Regions from separate parts of the Homo sapiens genome. Here region 2 is linked to region 1. A link is a loop called in an ENCODE intact Hi-C map of the cell type or tissue named here. Cell type or tissue: heart left ventricle. All regions are shown on one strand. Links, peaks and the distances in the headings refer to the core of each region. The heading gives the core; the rest is flanking DNA.

Region 1 (12,926 bases), core at 6,638-9,137:
ATGCTTCAAAAGGAAATCACGCTGAAAACAACCCAACCACTTACATGTGCCCCTTGACATTGGACTCATATCAGCGGGTAGCTAGCTCACAACTGAAATGACCCATAAATCTTGCAAACCTAGTCTACCTCTATACACATAAAAGAGCAAGCTTCAATTGCGTTCTCGAATGACAATAAGTATGTACAATGAAATACGTAATAAACTGAGATCTAGGTGGCTAGCACATTCGACGCAACGTGCTCTATTCCATAGACAATTCCATTCTACTTCTTGGTGCATTAAATGAAGTTATTTTCCTTATATACATAGATCTGTATACTCATTAAATATAGTGACTTCTGCGAAAAAATTTATTTCTACCCTGCAGTGGAAGCCTAGGAAAACATTAATTTTATGTTACTGAGAGGTACAAACTACAACCTTCTCCTTAGAACAGGAGGTATAAAAATCAGCCTCCTGGGGTTCTGTTGCTAATTCCTCTGGACGGCTGGGAACTTGATCTAAGCCATTCCACATAACTGGACATCATTTACAACTTGTGGGTTTTGTGCAGTGTCTCTGTGCCTTCCTACATGGGGACTCAATCACATAAGCAAGAAATTTCTTTTCCCCAGTCACCTAACTCAGTACCAGCCAGCTAGATGGCATCTCTCAAGGCACTGTGGTAGAGGCATGGTGGCTGTTACTCATATTACACTTTTCCAATCAGTTGGGTCAATCTGTCTACTCAGAACATACTAAGTGATATCAGGCACCTGCTATTCTGTGGTGACTGTGAAATACTCTTCCTCACTCTACATGTACAAATCTAGTTTCTTTTCAGAAAACCAGCAGTTAGTGATAGAAACACCATTCCCAAACCAAAATACATGAGGGTAAACTCAAGTTGGACAGAGTTATCAATATTTTTTAGCTGCAAACATTCCTTTCATCACCAACACCTGGTGCTCAATGAATGTATCATTACTTGGCTGGTTATATATAAGCCCATCTGTGCAAAAATGGCCAAAAGCCCTCTCGTAGTTGGCTGGACCTGTGTCCTAAAATACAGGAGCCAGGTAATGACGAGCTTTGATGACCTTCATAACCATGGGAAAGACAGCTGACAGAAATGGTTTATATGGCAATAATGTGGAAATAAAGAACCACATATACTGCAAAATATATTAAAAAACATAAAACATATATTATATGGTTATTATATAGCCCTTTTAAATACAATAGTCATCTTTTCTTTATAGGGATTTTTGGGAAGTATGAGATTTCCCATCTAAGATTTAGTGAGGAAGCAGTAACTATATCACTTTTGGATAGTCTATGAATATGAGAATAATGAGTTGACTATTTTCAGCCCATTTATCAGCCTTAACTCCTCAAACACACAAAGTAGATACACTGTCATAAATCTTTATTCGTGCTATGATGGTTGCCAAGAAACGCTTCATTTCTCAGTAAATCATAGTTGGCATGAAGTCATGTGTTGCTAAATATTTTATAACCTCCTCTTATGAACCTGGAAACAATCTATTAACTACACATATGAAAACCCCCATATATTTGCATGTAAATAAATATTTATTTGTTTTGTCCAATTTCCATCTTTATCTGACAAAGATAAAATGAGTGTAACCTCAGCAGGCAATTCACATGTGGCCAGGGCTCCATCCAGTTATCCTAGTTACAGCTTTCTACTCTGGTAGCAGGTAGCTACTGTTTCATTAGCTACAGTTTGTATATCAGGCTTAGACTGCCATTCCTAAAAAACAACAACATTTATTTACACTTTCAATAAGAGGAAGTTTCAGCGAATTGCCTGGGCTCCAGGAAAGTCTTGAGAGAATAAAAGATAGTGTAAGAGAAATCCAATCCCGTTATACATACTTGCAGTGTAAATTTGTCATCGGGTCAATTTCCAGTATATTTCCTAACCCCCAAAATGCCTCAATATAAATGGGATCTTCAGGGAAATCATACTGTGGAAATAAGTAATTTATGGTGTCAGTTTGTTTCCAAAGATGAGTAGTGTGAACTGAGTATGTGTGTTTAGGTAATTTTCCTCACAATCCCATAATCATTTTCTAGTCTTTTGAGAATGAAAAACATTCTACTTTATTTTGTCCTCTTAACACACAAAAACATTTGATAGAAAGATAAGTAGATTCTCAGTAGATTTAGGAAAGGGTGAAGAAGGATTTCTAACAACCGCAACACAGAATTATACACAGCTTGCCTCCACCACAAGCGATTCTCCTATAAACCCCTCTTCACACCTCTCAGAATCATTGCCACAGTGAGCTATCAAGTCTCAGCAATAACAACGAACAAAATCAGTGTCAACTGCTTAGAGAAGAGGCAGTCTGGATAAATGTAAAATTGACAACCTGCTTGGGGTGGGGCGGAGGAGATGTCACTGCAATTGATTTCAGGAAGTGAACTCCTCTTGTGCCCATCTGGACACTGGACTTTACTGGTGACTGTTGCTGTAACAGCATCATGAAAAAGAGTGACTGTCCCTACCTCGGAATTGCTCCACAATTCCTGAAAAATAAAAACGTGTCTTGTAGTGAAAAGGTGAAAGCACAAGCAGTGAATCCCCATCTATGCATGAGCAAATATTTCATGGCACGTCCATTTATGCAATGGCATTCATTTTGCATTTTCTATGTGCTAAGCAATGTGCGAGGTCCAAGAGTCACACGAAATAAAGCACAATGCCCGAGCCAAGAAGGTGGCAAGAGGTGAGGAGTGATTGCACTATGGTGATTGTTAGCTGCAGTGGTAGGCACAGATAGGAATGATGAAATGGAACTACTTTTGTTACCAAGACTAATGCACCAAAACATGAATGTGGGAAAACAGGACACTTTGGTCAGCTAATTTCCGCAAACAAGCTTTAGAGGACTTTTTTACTTGATGCATATGGATGCCAGATTTTAGATTCCACAGACCAAAATAATAATAGCAATAACAATAATAATAAATGATGAACTGAGTTACTAGCAACTTGAAAAATACTGATAATTATATTTCAAAGAAATACTAATAGTAACAAGATGCTTATATTAATGGTAAAATTAACTATGCGTGAGTTCTTTAGAACAAAATTTTGTTTTAAAGACTTACATTTAAAGACTTGTTATATTTTTCCATCCATCTACTGAAGGACATCTTGGCTGCTTCCAAGTTTTGGCAATTATGAATAAAGTCGCTATAAATATCCATGTGCAGTCTTTTGTGTGGACATAAACTTTTAATTCATTTGGGTAAACAGCAAGCAGTTAAATTGCTGGATCGTATGGTAAGACTATGTTTAGTTTTGTAAAAAACTGCCAGACTGTCTTCCAAAGTGATGAGACCATATTGCGTTCCCATCAGTAATGAATAAGAGTTTTTCTTGATTCCCATACTCCCCAGCATTTGGTGGTGTCAGTGTCCTGGATTTTGGCCATTGTAATAGATGTGTACTGGTATCTCATTGTTTGTTTGTTTTTTTAAATTTTAATTTCCCTAACATGGTAAGACGTTGAGCATCTTCTTATATGCTTACTTGCCATGTTTATATCTTCCTTGAGAAGTATCTGTTCAGGTCTTTTGCCCATTTTTAATCAGGTTGTCTGTTTTTGTATTGTTGAGTTTTTAAAGTTCTTTGTATATTTTGGATGGTAGTTTTTCATTAGAGATGTCTATTTAAATTTTTTCTCCCAGTCTATGGCTTGTTTCATTCTCTTGACAGCTGCTTTTCAAAGAGCTGAGGTTTTGTATTGTAATAAAATCCAGCTTATCAATTATTTCTTTCATGGATTATGCACTTGGTATCGTATCTAAAAAGTTATTACTATACCTAAGGTCATCTATGTTTTTTCCAGTGTTACTTTCTCGGAGTCTTATAGTTCTGCACTTTAACAGTGAGGACTATGAAAGTTTTAATTTTGTAAGGAGTACAAGATCTGTTTCCAGATTTTTTTGTTTTTGCATGTTTGCATCCAGTTGTTCCAATACCATTTGCTGAAAGACTACACTTTCTCCATTGTATATTCTTTGCTTCTTTGTTAAAGATCATTTGACTATGTATGGGTCTACTTTTAGGCTGTCTATTGTGTTCCATTGATCGATTTGTCTATTCTTTTACTATTACCACACTGTTTTGATTACTGTAGTTTTGTATAGTTAAGCCTTAAAATTGGATAGTGTCAGTCCTCTGACTTTATACTTCTATTTCAATACTGCAATGGCTAGTCTGGGTCTTTTGCCTCTTCATATAAACTTTTGAATCAGTTTGTTGATATTCACAAGTTAACATGCTGGACTTTTTATTGTGATTGCATTGACTCTAGATAAAATTGGGAAGAATTAACATTCTGACAATATTGAGTCCTCCTATCCATGAACACGGGCTATTTCTCCATTTATTTAGTTAATTTCTTTCATCACAGTTTTGTAATTTTCCTCATACAGATCTTGGACAGTTTTGTTAGTTTACCTAAATATTTCATTTTTAGAGGAGCTAATAATATTTTTAGAGGAGCTAATATGTTATTGCGTTCTTAATCCGAAATTCCACTTGTACATTGCTGGTACAGAGGGAAGCAATTGACGTTTGCACATTAAACCTGTATCCTGCAACCTTGCTATAATTACTAACTAGTTTGGGGGATTTTTTTGGTCAATTCTTTTGTATTCTCCACATATATAATGATGTCATCTGCTACCAATGATAGTTTTATTTCTTCCTTCCCAATTTTATATGTTTTGTTCCATTTTCTTTTGTTCTTGCATTAGTTAGGCCTTCCAGTAAAATGCTGAAAAGGAGTGGTAAGAAATGACATTCTTGCATTGTTCTTGATCTTAATGGCAAAGAGTCTAGCTTCTCACCATTGAGTATGATGCCCACTGTAGGTTTTTTGTAGATATTCCTTATCAAGTTTAGAAAGTTCCCCTGTATCTCTAGTTTGCAAATAGCTTTTTTTTTTTTTTTTTTTTAAATCATGAATGGGTGTTTGATTTTGTCGAATGCTTTTTCTGCATCTACTGATATGGTCATTTGATCTTTCTTCTTTAGCCTGCTGATATGATGGATTATATTAATTGATTTTCAAATGTTGAACACCCTTGTAGATCTGTCATAGATCTCAGTTGGCTGCATGTTATAATTTTTCAATACATTGATTTGCTCATATTTTATTGAGGAATTTTGCATCTATACGCATGCAAGATCTTGGTCTGTAGTTTTCTTTTCTTGCAATATCTTTCTCTGTTGTTTGTAGTAGGGTAATGCTGGCTTCATAGAGGGAATTAGAAAGAATTTCTGCAGTTTCATCCTTCTGAAAGAGATTGTATAGAACTGGTAAAATTTCTTCCTTAAATGTTTTGTGGAATTCACTAGTGAACCTAACTGGAGCTGGTGCTTTCTCTTTGGAAGGTTATTAATTCCTGATTCAATTTTTAAGATAGGTACCATTCTTTTCAGACTGTCTATTTCTTCTACTGTGAATTTTACTAGCTGTGCCTTTCAGGGAATTTCAGCTACATTATCAGATTGTAAATATAGATTTGTTCATAATATTCCTTTATAAGCCTTTCATTGTTCATGAGATCTATTGTGATGTTCTTTTATTTCCAATGTTAGTAATTTGTGTTTCCTTTCTTACTTAACATGGATAGTCTTATTGATTTTTTAATCTTTTCAAATAACCATTTTTTTTTTTGCTTCATTCATTTTTCTCTATTGATTTCGTATTTTCAATTTCATTGATTTTTTGCTCTAAATTTAATACTTCTCTTCCACCTTTGGATTTAATTTGCTCTTCTTTTTCTACTTTTCTAACATAGAAACTGAGATGATTTATTTTAGGTCTTTTTCTCTTCTAATATATTCATTCAATGCTGTAGATTTCTCAAAACACTGCTTTCACTGTATCCACACATTTTAATAAGTTATATTTTCATTTTCATCTGATTTCAAATACTCTTGTGATTTATTATTTGACTCATGTGTTACTGAGAAGTTTGTGTTTAATTTCCACGTCTTTTGGGATTTTCCATCTGTCTTTCTGTCATTATAGTGTAATTCCACTGTAGTCGAGAGCAAATATTCTATGATTTCTATTCTTTTAAATTTGTAAAGGTGGCTGTTTTATGGCCCAGAATGTTCTGTGTCCTGGTGAATGTTTCATGATAGCTTGAGAAGAATATGTATTCTGTTGTTGTTGGTGGTGGAAGTGGTCTATAGAGGTCAATTATATCCAGTTGATCAATGGCTGCAATGAGAAAATCCCAGAATCATACAGAAAAACCTTCCCCCAAATTGGGAGGTTGTTGACAAAAAAAAAAAAAAAAAAAATTTGGACATGTCCAGTTTGGCGAGTAGATGGGTTATAAGGACTTATATATGAGGACCTCCTGGATGGCAGCAGGACAGCTTTAGAGCTCCACACCACCTCTTGTTCTTAAACTACTTTTAAGCGAATTTTCTGAATTTTTGTATATTGTGTTTAAGTGCTGAGACTATTTTTCTTGCTAGGTTCTCAGACACTTTCTAGGATGCTTAGGTTCTCAGGAACACCTGCTACTTGGCTGAGCCCCATAGCCTTGGCTCACTGCCTGGTCTTCAAGGTTTAGGTGGTAGACATATACCCTTGGCTAATGGGTGGGAGACTCATCATGCTACAATGGTGCTGCTGAGTTCAACTATGTCCTTACTGATTATTTACATGCTGAAACTGTCCATTTCTGAAAGAGGGTATTCGTTCATTTTTATTGCAGTTTACTATATCACTGTATAAATATACCATAACTTGTTTATGCATTGACCTGTTAAAGATCAATTGGAACACCTCATAATATAGCCTACCATGGTAAATATGCCTGGTGTACTTGTAAAGAATATGTATTCTGCTGTTTTGCACAATATTTTATAAAAGTCAATTAGGTCCTGTTGATTGGTAATACAGTTTAAATCTTCCATATCCTTAATGATTTTCTACCTATGTGTTCTATTATTGAAAGAGATGTATTGGAATCTGAAACTTGAATTATGGATTTGTCTTTTTATCTTGCAACTTCAACGTATTCTCACTGCAGCAACTTGTTTCTAGGCCTGAAACACTTAAAGCCTTGGTCTCGTCACACAGATAAATTAGGAGTTGATCTGAAAAAGCTGGGATTTGGTTTGGATCTGTATCCCCACCCAAATCTCATATTGAATTGTAATCCCCAGTGTTGGAGGTGGGGCCTGGTGGGAGGTCACCGGATCATGTGGTTGAATTTATCATGAATGACTTAGCACTATCCCACTTGGTACTGTCCTAGTGAATAGAAAGTGAGTGAGTTCTCACAAGCTCTGGTTGTTTAAAAGTTTGTAGCACCAGCTGCTTCACCCGCTCTTGCTCCTGCTCCTGCTGTGTGAGACACCTCACTTTCCCTTTGTCTTCTGCCATGATTAGAACTTCTTGAGGCCTTCCCCAAAGCAGAAGTCACTATGCTTCCTGTACAGCCTGCAGAACCATGAGCCAATTAAACCTCTTTTCTTATAAATCCAATTAACTCTCTTTTCTATATTTCTTTATAGCAGAGCAAGAATGCACTAATACAGGCCACCATAGACCTCTGACCAGCAGTTCATATTTGGTGCTTACTGCTTAATTATTTGCTTGAAGATAATGAGCATTTATTGTTGCAGTAGCAATTAGCAAACTCCTCAACACCAGCGTAGGTAATATAAACATAATGATAGCACTGAAAGTTTTCTGAAGATGTCTGTTGCAAAATTGTAGCTTCAGAAAGAAACTAATGAACTCATAGAACTGGGAGCACTTGGAATCCACATGGAAACTCATTTACCACACTGCAGATGGTATGTCTCCCCTGTGATGAGCAACAGCTTTTGCAAACTGGCTGTTGATCAGGTTCACTTCCTAAGTGGCTCCTCAGGCTCACATATGATTACGAATGGAAAGAAAATTTCAAGGAAATAGTGTTGATGTTGGGCTCAGTGGGATAAATTGTATTTAAGAAAAATGTTGAAGATAATGCTCTATTTGAATTGGCATTATTTTGCAAAATACTAAACATATACATTTTTCTTTCCATAGGAAAATATTAATTAATTGTCTGTAGGGACACAAAGGAAGACTTGCCTGTAAAGGCACTTAAATTAAAATGAAATGAATCTCAGAGTAATAGCTTTTGAAATCTGAAGATATGCCTGAAAAAGAAAGCTAATATAAAAATCGAGCTAACGTTTAATATTAAATAAGTTAGTACAATTAAGTAAGAAAAAGGGAAATGACAACATATTTCAAGCATGTGCTTCTTCCAGGATAAAGTCTCAAACTTTGGGGACTTTTAGTTTGGTGTGCATTTGACTCTTTATTGGTAATAAAAGAAATAAAGTATAGGACAATATAGAATACCAGGAAAGTTGTTCACATTGGGAATTTTGTAAGAAATATGTCCAAAAATAAAAACAAAGACTGTTGACTCATAATATATGCTACATGGTAAGACATTTTATCATATCACTAAAAATTAAGTCGACCTCTTCACTTTGATTAAGCAGGAGAAATGCTGTAGTGGAAAAGATTCAACTCAACTCTCAATCCACCTCTGACTCTTGCACATGCTTGCTCTCTCTCTCTGTCTCTGCAGGACTATTAAATTGGTAGAAAAAAAAAAAGGAATGAAACTCTTGAGCCCTTATTTGTGTTCTTGCTTGAGTGTTGACAGCCCGAATCTATTGCCCTGCCGAGAATGCCTCGGGCTAGAGAGAAAAAAGCCTTCATTCATGATAAAAGCTCCTTAGGCTCAGTTTACTTTTCCAAGTTAGCTTTAAAGTAGTTGAGATACAGAACTGCAGGGTCTTTGCTAATATATCAAATCTAACCTTTTTTGGGGGGAAAAAAGTTAACTTTAGAAAACCGGTGCTAGATGTCAGGGTTGGAAGATGGGAAGGAGAAAGGTTGTGTATTATTTCTATTATCTAAATCTATTTAATCCTATAATCTGAGTCCAACACTTGTAGAATTTTATAGCCATTTGTGAATTTAATATAAAAGGATAGTGTATATATATATATATCTACTCACATTTTATGATGATGGTGACATTGCTAAATTTAAAAAAGCATACTAAAAATTGCTATCTTATTTGAACAATATTAAGTAAATCTGCATTTCTTAGAATTACTATAAAGTACACGAGAGCTTTGAAACATTTAAAATGAAGTTATATATGTGTGTGATTTTATTTTGTCTAATGACTTGTTTGTTCCATCTTTGTTTCCCATCACTCAGCACTGTTCCTAGCACCCAGCAGTTGCTTGGCGTTTGTTGATTAAACGACTGACAATTCCTGGGACTTTAAAAGAGTTCCAATTCAATTTCCATTCAATTTAAACACTGAATGGAAAAATTCTCACACCACTAATTGATGCTTTTGCCCCATATTCTTCCCACAGCAAAATGAGTCTTTCAACAATGTCAACCAGATTCCACATTCAACATTGTGCACTCAATTTAACATTCCACATTGTAAACCAGATTCCACATTCAACACTGTAAACCAGATCATATTCTTCCCCTACTGACTATCCTCTAGTGTTCCATTCCACTTGGAAAACACAATCCAGATTTCTTGCCATGGTCTACAAGACCAACGTGAGTTGGCCCAGTCTGCACTCCACTCCTGTCTGCCCTCTTCAAAGCACTGTCCTCCTTTCAGCTCTTCAGATAGGCCAAGCTCTTTCTCTGCTTACGATGCCTTGCACTAGCTGTCTCATTAGCCGAGAGAGCTCTGCCCCCTGGTCCTTTGCACATCTGGCTCAATCTTGCCATTTGGGGCTGAGTTCAGCATCCTAAAGCAGCCTCCCACCCTTCTCTTATTGTTTGCATGATGACATCCCATACTGATCTCCATCATGGCACTTATTGGTACCTAGTATTAACTAAGAAATTTATTTCTCTTGACATACTGCGCCCAATGAACCCCAGAATATAAGCTCCATAAGTCCAGTGGCCCCCTCCTTTTTACAACTGTACTCTAGAACTTAGAAGAGCGCCAGCACATTGTATGGCTTCATTATCTATATATACAGTTAAAAAATTATATATACAAGTAAACAAATGAACCATGAATAACTGAATGGATAAATGAATGGGAAATATACTATCAGCCAATATCCAAAAATTATACATATTTAGAAGAACGATGGAAAATGAGCATTTAAAAAAACAGTTTTAATTTTGCCTGAAAAAGCAAGGTTGCTATTAGTCATTTTTCAATATTTAATGAAGGGCTGTGCATTTAAAGAAATGTCACTGCTCTCAGGATACAGTGCAGTGAGTGGTCATGTTGAAATAACACACAGTAAAAGATGTCTCATAGAAATTTGACTATATGACGTTTTAAAAAGGCCATGGGGTTCATTCTTTCATGCTAAGAATTTAGAGAAATATTCACTAACAACAACAATGCAAGTATAATAGCAGACACATTTCAGGCAAGAAATCAAAACTGTTGAAAAAACTTCACCGTCCCAGAGTATAATGTGATAGTATGACACATGTTTCTTGAGCTAGGGATAGGGGAAGTTTTGTGAATATACTTCTGAAAATGAAAAACCAAGCTTAATGGGCAAGAGTTTTGCAGGGTCTCCAAGTCTAAACTTTAATAGGTACCACTTAAACCGTTGATGGCAGAATCATCAATTAAGTTTTATAGCAGAGCTGAGTAAGAAATCAATCAACAAAATATTAGTAATCCATCTGCTCATCACAACAAATTCTGGCAGACAACATTATTACCTTAATGATATGATATTGGAAGGAAAAAAAATAAGGAAAACGGCTTAGCATCTCCCAAAGGCATGCAATATGGTTCCAAATCAATTCGAATTTATAGCTATCCTGAGTTCTCTATAATAACTTCATTCCACAAACACTAAATTTTGAACACCTTTTTAAAAAGCCAGAATCAATATACATCCAAAACAACCAGGTGCTCTATTTACATGTCATTCCAATACAGCAGAATGAAAAGCTTTCATATTCAACCCAAGTTTGAAAATTATAGCTGTGGATATATTTTCAGATGTCGCTAGGGGAGCATTTATAAGATACCACACACTTAAGCAAGATACTAAAATAATAAATGAAGTTCAACTGAAAAAACTGCAAAGGGATAAGAGGCATAACTGGATTACCTAAGACCAAAAAATTGAATTCCTCCTGAGGGTATCCAGGAAAGCTGAGCTGCAAAGTTTACTATGAAAATTCCTGTAAACTCTCAGGAGACTATAGAAGTCAAGAAATTAGAGAAAGATGCACATATATGTGTATGAACATTTGGCACCAGATAGTGAGACACGGAGACGTGTGCTTGGAGGCAGAATGCCTGCTATTTGTCTCTTCAGCCCCATTTCCCACCATTCTCCACCTGCTTCGTGCCCCGGGGGCCCCAGGACGCTACCCTACATGGGCTACATGAGCTTCTTACTGATTTTGGTCAATTGGTAGCAGCTACAAAAGAAAATGGAGAAAGAGGTAATTATTCCTCAGGCCTCACTAAGTACTCAAGCCAAGGCTGAGAAGAGAACAGTGTATCGAAATGCATCATGTTCAGTGTTGTTACACAATCATTTACCACCAGATAGAAGCTGCAGCAGGAACTTGAACAAAGTCTGGTGGTTAATGAACCCCAGGAGAATCTGGAAAAGCTAAGGGTATCACACCTCAGTTATCAGTCTTCCTTGGATTTAAAACAAAATTCTGTATGGAACACTTCCCAATTTAAAATAAAAGGAAATAGACCATGAGAATAGAAAAATACATCCTGAGAACTTATTATATGAGAAAAAGACACCATGGCCCCAGTGAATTAGATCCTGGCATTAGAATAGGAATATTATTTATTTAGCCTTACAATATTTGAAGGGGATTTTAACAGGAAAGATAAAGGAATATGACTACAGTAGAGAAAAATTTAACAGTCTTTGAGAACCAAAGGAATCTGGCTGGATACCCTTGTAAGAGTTATGTGGGTTCAGGAGCAAAATAAACTATGTAAAAAGGATCATAAACAGGTGAGGTGTGGCCAAGCGCAGTGGCTCACGCCTGTAATCCCAGCACTTTGGGAGGCTGAGGCGGGCGGATCACGAGGTCAGGAGTTCAAGACCATCCTGGCCAACACGGTGAAACCCCGTCTTTACTAAAAATACAAAAATTAGCCGGGTGTGGTGGTGTGACCCTGTAATCCCAGCTACTTGGGAGGCTGAGGCAGGAGAACTGCTTGAACCCGGGAGGTGGAGGTTGCAGTGAGCTGAGATCACGCCACTGCACTCTAGCCTGGGTGACAGAGCAAGACTCTGTCTTGGAGAACAAAGCAAAGAAAGAGGTGAGATACTACATTGTCTAGATTCAACCTTGGAAGGTAAGTGGAAATTTTGACATAAAAATTGGGAAAAATGGAAATCAAAGCAATGAATTCCCAGAACACTGTACAGAAATTATCAAACTGCATAAGCTAATGAAACACCTACATGACAATTTCAGCAAAATGAAAAAACAAACCCACAAACCACAACCGTCAGAATCACTATTCTTCAATAACTTATGGCAAAAAAGGAGGTAAAAAGATGTCATTTTTCCACAAAGAAGAAAAGCTGAAGCTCAAACACAGACTCGGAGGTTTTTTGTAACCTTTGCACACTAAATATAAAAATTGCCCTTCACAGGCACACAGGATGCATGCAGTGAAATAAAAGTCCTCTCGCGGCTGGGCATGGTGGCTCATGCCTGTAATCCCAGCACTTTGGGAAGCTGAGGCAGGTAGATCACTTGAAGTCAGGAGTGTGAAACGAGCATGGCCAACATAGCAAAACCCCATCTCTACTAAAAATACAAAAATTAGCTGGGCATGGTGGCAGGCAC
Region 2 (12,926 bases), core at 4,671-7,170, 130 kb before region 1:
AAAAGGTGGTAATGATGATGTCTGTTTAGATTAATTACATAAGCAGATAAATACTTGCCATAGTAAAGAGCTATTTGGCATCATAATGAGTGACACAAAAGCAAGAGAACTGGGTTTTATTCTAACTTTATCTGTCAACTATTAGCAATCATGGGAAAAATCTTTCATTTATTTATTTATTTATTTATTTATTTATTTATTTTTGAGACAGAGTCTCACTCTGTCACCCAGGCTGGAGTGCAGCGGCACAATCTTGGCTCAGTGAAACCTCCACCTCCCAGGTTCAAGCGATTCTCCTGCCTCAGCCTCCCGAGTAGCTGGGATTACAGGCATGCACCACCATGCCTGGCTAATTTTTGTATTTTTAGTAGAGACGAGGTTTCTCCATGTTGGCCATTCTGGTCTTGAACTCCTGACCTCAGGTGATCCACCACCCTCGGCCTCCCAAAGTGCTGGGATTACAGGGGTGAGCCATTGCGCCTGGCCAAATCTTTTAATTTCTTTAATCCCAATCTTTTACTTCTAAGATAATGGAAATGGATTATAATGTTTCTAAGATCATTTTCACTATTGAGATTATTCCATCCTTGTTTACAACTGCTATCTTCTCCCGTGTATAACTAGCTACCAATTTACTATTGTTTTACGTATAGTATACACAATTATAAGACGCAAGATCCTAAAATAAGAGGTGATTGTTACAATTGAAAATGAATACTTTGGGCCCGGCGCAGTGGCTCACACCTGTAATCCCAGCACTTTGGGAGGCCGAGGCTGGTGGATCACTCGAAGCTAGGAGTTCAAGACCAGCCTGGCTAACGTGGCAAAACCCCGTCTCTACTAAAAATACAAAAAAATTAGCTGGGCATGGTGGTGCATGCTTGTAATCCCAGTTACCCAGGAGGCTGAGGCAGGAGAATCACTTAAACCCAGGAGGCAGAGGTTGCAGTGAGCTGAGATCACACCACTGCACTCCAACCTAGGTGAGAGAGTGAGACTCTGTCTCTAAAACAAAACAAAACAAACAAAAGGAAATTAATACTTTGCTCTTAATTTGTCCTTAAAGCACAGGCTGTTTGTGGAGAAGCACAATCTTTAGGCCTCTTAATGATTTGTAGCATATCATCACTAAGCAGACATTTTGAAAAGGCTAAGAAAGATGAAATCAAAGTAGAATATAAATTATACATCAGATAAGTCCCATTATGAGGAGGGAAAAAAATATTTGGATGCACATGGCCTACCTCTTGCTGTCATCAAAAGCACTTGTCAGGATGAGGCCCTTGCAGCAGGTACTAGAGTTCTACTGATTTAGACTTCAATGGCTGGTGTGTTGTATTTTATAGTGTAAAATAATTACAATTACTTTAAAAATTGTTATGGTCCAGCACAGGCCCTATAAATGGCATAATAAATAGTCTATAAATAATAATGTGAACCTCACTGGAACTAAACCACATTTTCCCATTTTTCTAAAGCAGAACATGCTAAGAAATAGAAGTTATTAAAAATTAAAGGGGATAGCTGGGCGCGATGGCTTATGCCTGTTATCCCAGCACTTTGGGAGGCCGAGGCGGGTGGATCACCTGAGGTCAGGAGTTAAAGACCAGCCTGGCCAACATGACGAAACCCCATGTCTGCTAAAAGTACAAAAATCAGTTGAGCGTGGTGGCGTGCACCTGTAATCCCAGCTACTCATGAGTCTGAGGCAGGAGAATTGCTGGAACTCAGGAGGCAGTGGCTGCAGTGAGCCAAGATCACACCACTGCACTCCAGCCTGAGCGACAGAGCAAGACTCCATCTCAAATAAAAAATAAAAATAAAATAAAATAAAATAAAAGAAAGGCGATGGTCAACCCATACACATGCTTTTAAGAGCCCTGTGCTATGTTTTGAGCTGATAAATACGAGGCCAAGAAGAAATTAACCTCACAATGATTATATTTTTTAGTATAATGGTTTCTATTTAACTTGAGCATACTTAAAACGAATGCATCACCTAGAAGCCACATCACCCCGCTTCAACTCAGACTCTGCTGTTTCTGTCAAGAGAATCACATTTCTTCCACTCACAACACAAACATGCTGTCCTTGACCCACCCTCTGCGTCGTCTTAATCACCAAGCCTTGTGGATCCCTCCTTTGAAAGAGCTCTTCAGCTGTCTTCTCCCTTTTGTTTTCCTGCCAACTTATTCATTGTCTTCTTCCCAGGGCAGACCACAGTTCTGCCACATACAGGAGACCCAAAATTGTCTATGAAAGGGAGAAGTGAAGGTAGTCCTCAGATAGTTTATGTACCAGGACAAACTAGCTACATGTGGGAAGATAATCTACACAGGTTTAATTCAGCTGATGGGTTGATTTCAGAAGATTTCAGCCCATTTTATTATTTTGTTTCTTCCTTTTTTACTTAAAAAACAAACATATATTGAGCATTTATTATGTACCAACAAAACAAAATAAAATACCAATCATCTATGTATTGAGGGTAGAGGATAGAAAAGTACATTTTCTCCCATTCAAGTACTAACCAGGGCCGACCTTGCTTAGCTTCCAAGATCAGAGGAGATCAGGCACGTTCAGGGTGGTATGGTCATAGACAGAGAAGTACGTTTCCTAATATTAAGATATTGGGCTGTTCTCAGAGTGCCTACAATTGGGAAGAAAAGTGGTACAAAGAAAATGACAAAATCAGAAGCCCCCCCACAGCTCAGCACATACTCTATTACCAAATTAGTGATACGGATGTCAAGTGCTGTGGGTCATGAAGAAAAGGGGATGGCTGTGTTTCAATGTCCTTTAACTTTTCATGCACTCAGACTTGGTCTAATTCAGGCCACACAGAACAAAGCTAGCTGAATCTTGCTGTCTCCCACATTCTCAAATCAAACACACCTTACATAATTATCTCATGTTCTTCTTTTTAGAATTATGTATGCCACTGTTTCCTTTTGTTGGCATGAGTCAGAGTACATTTAACACGACTTATTTACTTCTCTACTAAAAAAAATTTTTAATGTTTCATGATCAGAAGGCTATCAATATTTTATATTAATCACTGAGTAAATATATCAGTAGAGCTATTTAAAAATCCTGCTGGCCTGTGAAGGAAAGGCAATACGAGAGAAATGATTAATTATTAACTGATAAGGATTAATTACTGACCATATATTATGTGCCAGCGACAGTGCCAACTGTTTTCATGGACCTCCTCTTCTTTAATTCTTGCAATGGACATTGGTGATAGGTAGGTCTCCTTGTTATGAAGAATGTTTTTAGAGGTAACTAGAGAACTCTGGGGAGTTAGGCTGGGAATCATGGAATAGTTCTTTTGCCTAAATGAGACATGGGGAAAAATACTGAAGAGAGATTTTCTTGGGGGATGAAATTAGAGATAGGGTAATCATCTACTCTTCAGAGTCAGAAGATAGATGCAGAAGACAGAGAAGGGGAGAGGAGAGAGGAGGAGGAGGATGAGGAGAGAGAGAGAGAAAATAAGAGAGAGAAAATAAGAATAAGAGGGAAAATAAGATAGATACTTTGTAGCAATTTAAACGTATAGAGATTATTTCTAGAGTTTTCAGTAAGCTATGAGTTTTCCTGGGAGCTGTTTTAATCATTTCTTTTTTGGAAAATACACCATCACAGAATGTTTCTTATTTTACATCATTAGACGTATGATGGTATCTCTTCCAGAGACATGGCCCCCAAAAGTCTGTGATAGAGAAAAACCATATGGTACTTTTGGTGCAGTCATTTAAGGAACATGAAGAAAGAGCCCTACTTTGTATTAATTTGGGGTCTACCTGGAAAGGCCCTTCAGAGAGAAACTTGTGTTACTATTGCCTCAGCCACCCTAAAGCCATGCACACACTTAGAACTCAGGGTGCAGTTTTTAGACATTATTCCAAATGAGGATGTTGCACTCTACTTTAAAAAGTATAATAAAAAGTGTTATATTTTACAATCCTAGACTCTACAAAGAATGATAGGATATTCTCAGGGATCGCTTTGCAGCAGAGGGAACTGGACCAGCCAGAGCCCTCTTCCTTGCAGTTGGACAGCACAAAGCTCCCTGTACACACTTTTTAAAACATAAGTTGTACATGTGAAGGTATTTGGTGGCTATCATATGAAGTTTAAGATGTGTGGCTATTTTTCCCTTCCATGGATATGGATAGGAAATCAAACATGGGTTTTAAGCATGTATTTCTCAGCTGGTGTAGTCTGTGTTCAGAATACTTAACATATCTGTGCTATAAAACTCCCGTGTATATTTGCATATGGGACACACCACAGGCACGAGGACGTGAACGGCTCCAGCATTCACTGACCGTCTTCTGTGTGCCAAACCTCAGTGGGGCACTTTAATAATCCTCTCATTTAATTTTCACAGAAACCTATAAAATAGGTATCTGAATCATTACATATTCAAATATTTCAGTGACTCTTCACTGAGCAGCGACTTTTGCCAGGTGTTCTTGCAGGGCTCACAGCAGACGCATTTCAGCCCTATTTAGCTTACATTCTAGTGGGAGAGAGAATAAATAGACAAACAAGTGCGATAAGATGCTATGGAAGGGTAAGTGCATGAGGAACTACACAGCAGGATTGGGGACAGAGAACGTCAGTGGGAGGACGCAGCAGCTGAGTGGGGGTCCTATTTTTCAGAATAAGGTCAGGAGATGTCTCCTGCACAGATTCGAAAAGGTGAGAAGATGAGCCATAAGCCATTGAGTAACTTGACTAAAATCACCCTGAGAATGCATTTATATATTTAAACAGGGCAGCATTTAATACCTCTAGGGATTATGTAGGACACTTGTATTGCTTTATCTTTCTCAAATCTTCTCCATTGCATCAAGTATCCAATCTGTTCATAAATTTGTCTTAATTAATGCCCTCATATCAGACATACCTCATAGCCAGCATCAGGCGCTCCTGTCCTCAACTCCATGTGGGCCCTGATCAACCCTGGCGCTTTGCCTCCTGTTCTGGGCTTTCCTGGTCACACAGAGGGCATTTACTGATACCCACAATGCTTAATCCATGGTCCCTCATATTAAAGCCATCTGCTGGGCTTAGCAGCAGCCAGCTCCATAAAGTGTCCTAGTTTCCCTGCTTCACTCCCCGGCCCTCCCGCCTCTGTCCTGGGACTAGGACTGTAACGGAGTAAGAGCACCTGAGCCCTCTGCCTCAGGCTCTGCTTCCTGGAGAGCCCAGGCTCTTATATTATATTTCAAAATCCCAGAGGAGAAGGAGACCTGTCTTCATTTTTCATCTCTCCCAGTGTCACAAATAGAGTTATTCTCCTGAGGGTTAACCAGAAGTTATTCCAATTTTGGGTCCAATTGTGAACTGATGGCTGTAAGACATACAGTAATGACTTTTTTTTTTTTTCCAAAAAACCTAGATGCGAGCTAGTGTGTGGCTGGTTGTCAAGCAGAAAACTGGCTGATAATAAGGGAGGGAGCTGGGAGCTTGGAACAGGGGATCGATGAAATAAATCGGCTGAAAATGCAGAATGAAATAAAGGCCCGTTCTCAATGAATCTGTGCTGAGTCCCCCAAACCTCCACTCACACCCCAGTTGCAGTCAGTGTGTGTCTCTTCCTTCGAAGCACGCGTCAGTCTCAGGGACTCCATCTCTGGAGCCTTTCCCGGGCCTGCCTCTCCCGGTCCTTCCCTGTAGAAACGGTCTCTCCTACCCCAGACACTCATTCTCGCTCCATGTTTGGAACATGCTTACTCTGAAGTTAGATATCCTGGGGCATAAGTTATACTGTGGCGTGTTTGGAAACTATGCAAGCATGAAATATACACAGTCACGAGACAGAAGAGGAGGCACGAAAAACCACCCCGACACCCAGCTTTTCCTGACGGGAACTAAATACAATGCGTATCGGACTCGAGAAATTCCGAGGAATGGAAAGGAAAATCGCCGGTAGCATCCACCGCGCATCAGACACGAGTCACACTGACAGCCAGAAAAAAATGGAAATCCCCTTCCTAGAAAGAAAAGAACTATTTTATATCCCAAACTACAAAATTAAAACAACAACAACAACAAAACAAGTCTGCCAGTTGAGGCGTTTGATTGTAGAAGGCAGGCCACTGTGATAAGCATTTGACTCTCGTCAAAAAAAATTCCTGTTTCCCTTGAAATCTTTGCCCTATTTCCCCTACTATTAACTTGGCCATAGTCACTTTCCTCTAAGCTTTCAAAATTTCCTAGAGGCTTGCGATTATTTTATATATCTAAACAATATATTTAAGACTTTTAAAAGACCTGTTTTTTGTTTATATATAAATAAAAATTATATACTATATATAAAATATATAAATATATAAAATATATAATATATATAAAAGAAATATATATTATATGTAAAATATAATATATAAAATATATATGTAAAATATAATATATAAAATATATATTATATGTAAAATATATATAAAATATATATTATATGTAAAATATAATATATAATATATATTATATGTAAAATATAATATATAATATATATTATATGTAAAATATAATATATAATATATATTATATGTAAAATATAATATATATTATATATAATATATAATATATATTATATATAATATATAATATATATTATATGTAAAATATAATATATATTATATATAATATATAATATATAATATATATTATATGTAAAATATATAATATATATTATATATTATATATTACATGTAAAATATTATATATAAAATATATATTACATGTAAAATATTATATATAAAATATATATTATATGTAAAATATTATATATAAAATATATATTATATGTAAAATATTATATATAAAATATATATTATATGTAAAATATTATATATAAAATATATATTATATGTAAAATATATTATATGTAAAATATATATTATATGTAAAATATATTATATGTAAAATATATATTATATGTAAAATATATATTATGTAAAATATATATTATATATAAAATATATATTATGTAAAATATATATTGTATGTAAAATATATATTACATATAATATGTGTAATATATAAATATATATTACATATAAAATGTATAATAAAATATATAATATATAAAATGTACAATATATATAAAATATATAATATATAAAATGTACAATATATAAAATGTACTATATATAAAATATATAATATATATAAAATATATAATATATAAAATGTATAATAAATAAAATGTATAAGATATATAAAATGTATAATATATAAAATGTATAATATATAAAATATATAAAATATATATAAAATGTAAAATATAAAATATATAATATATAATATATAATATATATTATAAAATATAAAATATAAAATATAATATAATATATTATAGGTACTTTATATATAATATATAATTTATTATATTATATACTTTATATATAATATATTATATATTATATATAAAGTATATAATATAATAAATTATATATTATATATAAAGTATATACATTATATATAAAGTATATATGATATATTATATATAAAGTATATATATTATATATAAAGTATATATTATATATAATATATATAAAAATATACAATACATATATAATATAAAATATATGTGTGTGTGTATATATGTATACATTTTTTTCTGAGACAGAGTCTCACTCTGTTTCCCAGGCTAGAGTGGAGTGGCTTGATCTCTGCTGACTGCAACCTCCTCCTCCTGGGTTCAAGTTATTCTCATGCCTCAGCCTCCCAGTAGCTGGGATTACATGTGCGAGCCATCACACCTGGCTAATTTTTGTATTTTTTGTAGAGACGGGGTTTCATCATGTTGGGCAGGCTGGTCACAACTCCTGACCCCACGTTATCTGCCTGCCTCGGCCTCCCAAAGTGCTGGGATTACAGGCGTGAGCCACTGTGCCTGGCCTGTTTATGAATATATTCTCATCAGCACCTGTCAACTGCTGAAACTATGGAAAATGGGCTAGGAGCTCTGCTCAACACTGCGGCTATGGCAATAAGAGGTATCATGGCAGTCCTCACAAATCTCCCTCTTGTTGAATGGGGATCTGATGAGAGACTAACATTTAGAAGAGGCTCTGTCCGTTTTGACACAGGAGGAACTTTTAGTATTTCACGTGGGACCCCAAGGCCACAATGGCATGGAAATGACTGTCAGCATTCACCTAACTGCTCTGAGGAAATGTGCCCGTGGTGACATAATTAGTAAAGTGAGACACAGGATCTTGACCTCGAACTCATGTCCTATGATCCTCCCCTCACTGGCATCCCACTCATAAGTACTGGGGCCATGCAGGATGTTACCAGATGTTCCATGGGTGCCGTTATGTAACCCATGACTTTGACCTTCACTCAACACTGTAGGACCTGAGACTTACATTCCCAGGTAGTGAAAGACTCTCAGAAGGCAGGAGTATCAGAGGATGTGCTGAAACCTACATATCTTCAGCCATTGCTTTTCCTGTTCATTAGCTACCAAATATAAATGGTTTAATATTTTTGTGCTGAAAGACACATATCTTATGTCATTGCTTTTCCTGTCTCATTAGTTACCAAACAAATATAAATGTTTTAACATTTTTGCTTTCTTTTAAGCCATATTGATTATTACACTGCTTCTTCTGGGTACTTAAACTATATTACTGAATATCTCCCATCATCCTTGATTTTGAGATTATTGTCTTTCCATTTTTTGTTTTTTGGATGCCAATAATTTTTTACTCATCGTTACTTTTCTGTTTTTGACACAGAGTCTTGCTATGTTGTCCAGACGGAAGTACAGTGGCACAATGACAGCTCACTGAAGCCTCGACCTTCTGGGCTTAAGCAATCCCTTCACCCCAGCCACCCAAGTAGTTGTGACTACAGGCGCATGCCGTCACACCCAGCTAATTTTTTAAATGTTTTGTAGAGACAAAGCCTCACTATGTTGCCCAGGCTGGTCTCAAACTCCTGAGCTCAAGTGATCCTTTCTCCTTCGCATTTCAAAGTGTTAGGATTACAGGCGTGAGCCACCATGCCCGGCTTTATTTTCACTTTTCTTATGAAAAAGTGTGTAGTGTCATCCAAGATTAATATATCCCTACATTAAGATCCTATTATTTTCAACATGTATGTGATTTTGAAAATATTCTTTTATTTTCTACTATTATTTTTTCTATTCTCCTATCACAGTTGGATGTTTAGAAGCCAGTATCTGTAGAATATTTTAAGTTTTATAGACTAATTGATCTCCTCAAACACTGATAAAGATCCCTCCCTCCTTCTTAAAAAATACCCACTGGAAACCATTGAAATCTTTCATATTCAATTCAAAATGTCAAGTCTATTAAAATTTAATTCTTATTGAAATATTTGATTTGCCATTTTTCAGAAGTATTCATACTTCTTGACTAGAACTGCTCATTTGCAATCTAGAGACCTATTCTGAGCATCAGGTCCTTTTGATAAAGGATATATTGACCATCACAATGGACGCAAATGATTCAATGCCTGAATCCTATATGTAGTCCCGACCTTCCCTCTTGCACAGAGACTCTTTTTCAAGCCACGTAGTTGCCTGAACCTTCATTTCTGATGCAGGTGTGCACAGTGGTAGTCATAGAGGAGGAAACTGTGAAGCAGCCCAAATCCCACTGGTGTCCCCCACTCCAGCCACGGCGGCCCCATTCCTCCTGTCTGGACCCTGCTAGGTGAGGACAGCCTCAGGCTCCTGTGAAGGGCTCATGTTCCTGACCATCCCAGAGCTCTCACCACTGCCCTCCATGGCCCCTCCAGGGAAACACCTCTCCAAATTTTGCCATTTCATGGCCTACATCATGACTATTTTAAGCAAGACTAAAGGCTGATAATGCAAATATGGAAACATATTTGCATTTTTTTTTTTTTTTTGAGACAGAGCCTCGTTGTGTCACCCAGGCTGGAGTGCAGTGGCGCGATCTCAGCTCACTGCAAGCTCAGCCTCCTGGGTTCACGCTGTTCTCCTGCCTCGGCCTCTTGAGTAACTGAGACTACAGGTGCCCGCCACCAAGCCTGGCTAATTTTTTTTTTCTTTTGTATTTTTAGTAGAGACAGGGTTACACCGTGTTAGCCAGGATGGTCTTGATCTACTGACCTCATGATCTGCCCGCCTCAGCCTCCCAAAGTGCTGGGATTACAGGCGGGAGCCACCACGCCCGGCCCATATTTGCATTTTAAAAAGAGCTTTAGTTAAGAGTGACCGAAGAGAGAATGTGAAGCCCCCTGGCAGTTGCTAGGATGGCATGTGGGGTGGACAGGCCTTGTAAGGTCCCCTAAATTCCCCCGTGTAGACAGTGACACACTCCCATATATGCAGTATGGCGCTCAATGAGGGAGTGGGTGGGCTCATTTTATGCAAAAGGGATGTGATAACAGCTAAGCCATCCCATGGCCGACACTTGGAGGTGTTCTCTTGAAGGGTGGGTCAGCCTCTTCCTCTCTGCTGGCCAGTTTCTTGTGTCAAAGAGCCATGGATTCTCTACACAGTCGGCTGGAGGGAGCTATGAAGCTAGTGGCTCGGAATGGGGAAAGAGTAAATGCTCCAAATCAAAATGAAACGTATTTGCTGATTACAACCGATGAGTTGCTCCAGTCGGCTCGATGTCAAAAGTAGAAAGAAATAAATTTTTAAAATGTAATCTTCTATTGAAGTATAATGTATATACAGAAACATTTGTAAACCATGTTTCCTGTTAATAAAATTTCAAAATGGAAACTCACTCATATAACCAGGAACTGAATCAAGAAATAAAATGCTTTAAGCGCCCCAGAAACCTTTCTTAGTGGCCCCTCCCAATCACCATCCCCTTTCATCCCAGAGCCGACCACTGTCCTGATTTTCAACACTAAGGATTTATTTTTTCTTCCTTTTGAAATCGCACAGTACGAATTATTTTGTGTTTGAATTTTCTCATGCAACACTGAGTGAGATTTACTTTATAGTAGGATCAGCTACTAATTTGCAGGGGCCATTACGAAATGAAAATGCAAGGCCATTGTTGAAAAATCAAGAATTCCAAGATAGTGACAGCAGCACATTAAACCAAGCCCAGGGTCCTTTTAGTGCAGGGCCCTCTGCAACTCAAAGGTGGCAGACCCCAAAGCCAGCCTTGTAGAGAATCCCAAAGCATGACTATACTATATTTGTCCATCTTACTACTGATGAACATATTTGTGAGATTTCCATTCTTTGGTGCTCCTACAAACATTCTTGCACCTCTTTGGTGAAGATATGGATGCATTTCTAATAGGTATATAGTTGTGAATGGAATTGAAAGGTCCTAGGCAGACAGATGTTCGGCTTTGGTAGATGCAAGCACAAATTTGTTGTATCAATTTACACTTCTACAGTCAGTCTTTGAGAGTTCCAGTGGCTCCTCATCCTTACCACCATTTCATGTCTTATCTTTTTCAGCCTAGGCAGGAATTTAAAGTGCCGATTCCTACCCTCTGCTCCAAACCTTATATCATTAGCATTTCTCTCCAGATTCTATATTTTCACAGCTCCCCAAGCGATTCTCCGTTAAGTTAGGAAGCACTGCTAATTAACTGAGCTAGGAAGCTATGAGAACATCACATGCAATGTTCTCATTGCACCAGAGTCAAATATGGGTTGAAGGACTAAGAATATTGAGCTCACACTTTTACCCTCTAGGTAAATCAGCAAATGATTACCAAGTGTATGGGAAGTGGCCAGGACAGGGACATTCTGTATGGTCATTATGACATTTCTGCCTTTTTTTTTTTTTTTTTTTTGAGATGGAGTCTTGCTCTGTTGCCCAGGCTGGGTGGAGTACAGTGGTGCAATCTTGGCTCACTGCAACCTCCGCCTTCCAGGTTCAAGCAATTCTCCTGCCTCAGTCTCCCGAGTAGCTGGGACTATAGGCGTGAGCCACCACACCAGCTAACTTTTTGTATTTTGAGTAGAGACGAGGTTTCACCGTGTTAACCAGGATGGTCTCGATCTCCTGACCTCATGATCTGCCCACCTCAGACTCCCAAAGTGCTGGGATTACATGTGTGAGCCACCATGCCCAGCCCATTATGATATTTCTATGAAATTGAAGGGAGTAGTGTCAAAGGGTTTATAAAAGAGCATTATGGACTTTTTTAATGTTAGAAACTTGATACTCTGAAAACACACTGAAACTTATCGTTATAGAGTCTTTTTCATTTTCAACCTTCTAATTTTTATTTTAGATAATCAAAGTAAAATCACACCATTTTACATAATTACAGTGTATTTTAAAGCTTTTCTTTTTTGTTTCAGATCTGTAGGACATCCACTTAGCAACAGCATGCCATTTTCTTCTATTTTCTACACTTTAGGCATATGCACATTAGAAGTAGATGAAAATGCACAGAATAAAGGAAATTCTGTCAAAATATATGGTTCCTCAGCAAAGAAGCTTGGAGTCTGATACTATGTGAAATATAAACAGTAACTTGGGGATTCAGATGTATCATATTTATGCTCTTTTCATGTTTAATTTTAGAAAAACACATTCATGGCAATGGTATATGTAGATACTGCTATTTCTAAAATATCTTATTAAAATGATAATAGACAATGAATTTCAATATTTTATATTTTCAGAGCAAAAATCATTCACAAAACAAAAATTCCTTATGCCACATGGCATATGTGTATGGTGCATGTGTTCCATGTTCGATAACATGTGCTAAGATATATAATAAAAATTTCTATTTCTGGTCATCCTCACATAATTATATTTTGAACATGCATATTTAGAGCGTAAATGTAAAGCTCTATGGCACTGAGAGATATGATCATATTTATCTTCATTTTAGGAAATGTAAGTATATGGGTAATTTATATAACCTCAGCTATCTACATCTCTGCATCGTTATTTTTCCCCCACAGTATTAGGGTA

The links. Hi-C counts contacts between places; a loop is a spot of excess contacts. Peaks named below come from ENCODE experiments on the same cell type or tissue, not always from the same donor. Only the 100,000 strongest peaks of a DNase experiment are listed, where the experiment ranks them.
Region 2: it touches region 1 in a loop (2.4-fold over the local background); 3 of 110 quality-filtered maps call a loop at or near these places.

What each region holds. Positions count from the first base shown.
Region 1 is chr6:161,996,885-162,009,810 of GRCh38, forward strand. All of the region lies in intron 5 of PRKN (parkin RBR E3 ubiquitin protein ligase), which reads right to left. Among named protein-coding and RNA genes, the nearest start is that of LNCR-SMAL, 230 kb to the right of the region's middle. In heart left ventricle, for the core only: no CTCF peak of the experiment used is centred there; no DNase peak of the experiment used is centred there.
Region 2 is chr6:161,867,575-161,880,500 of GRCh38, forward strand. All of the region lies in intron 6 of PRKN (parkin RBR E3 ubiquitin protein ligase), which reads right to left. Among named protein-coding and RNA genes, the nearest start is that of LNCR-SMAL, 360 kb to the right of the region's middle. In heart left ventricle, for the core only: no CTCF peak of the experiment used is centred there; a DNase peak (open chromatin) is centred at 5,656.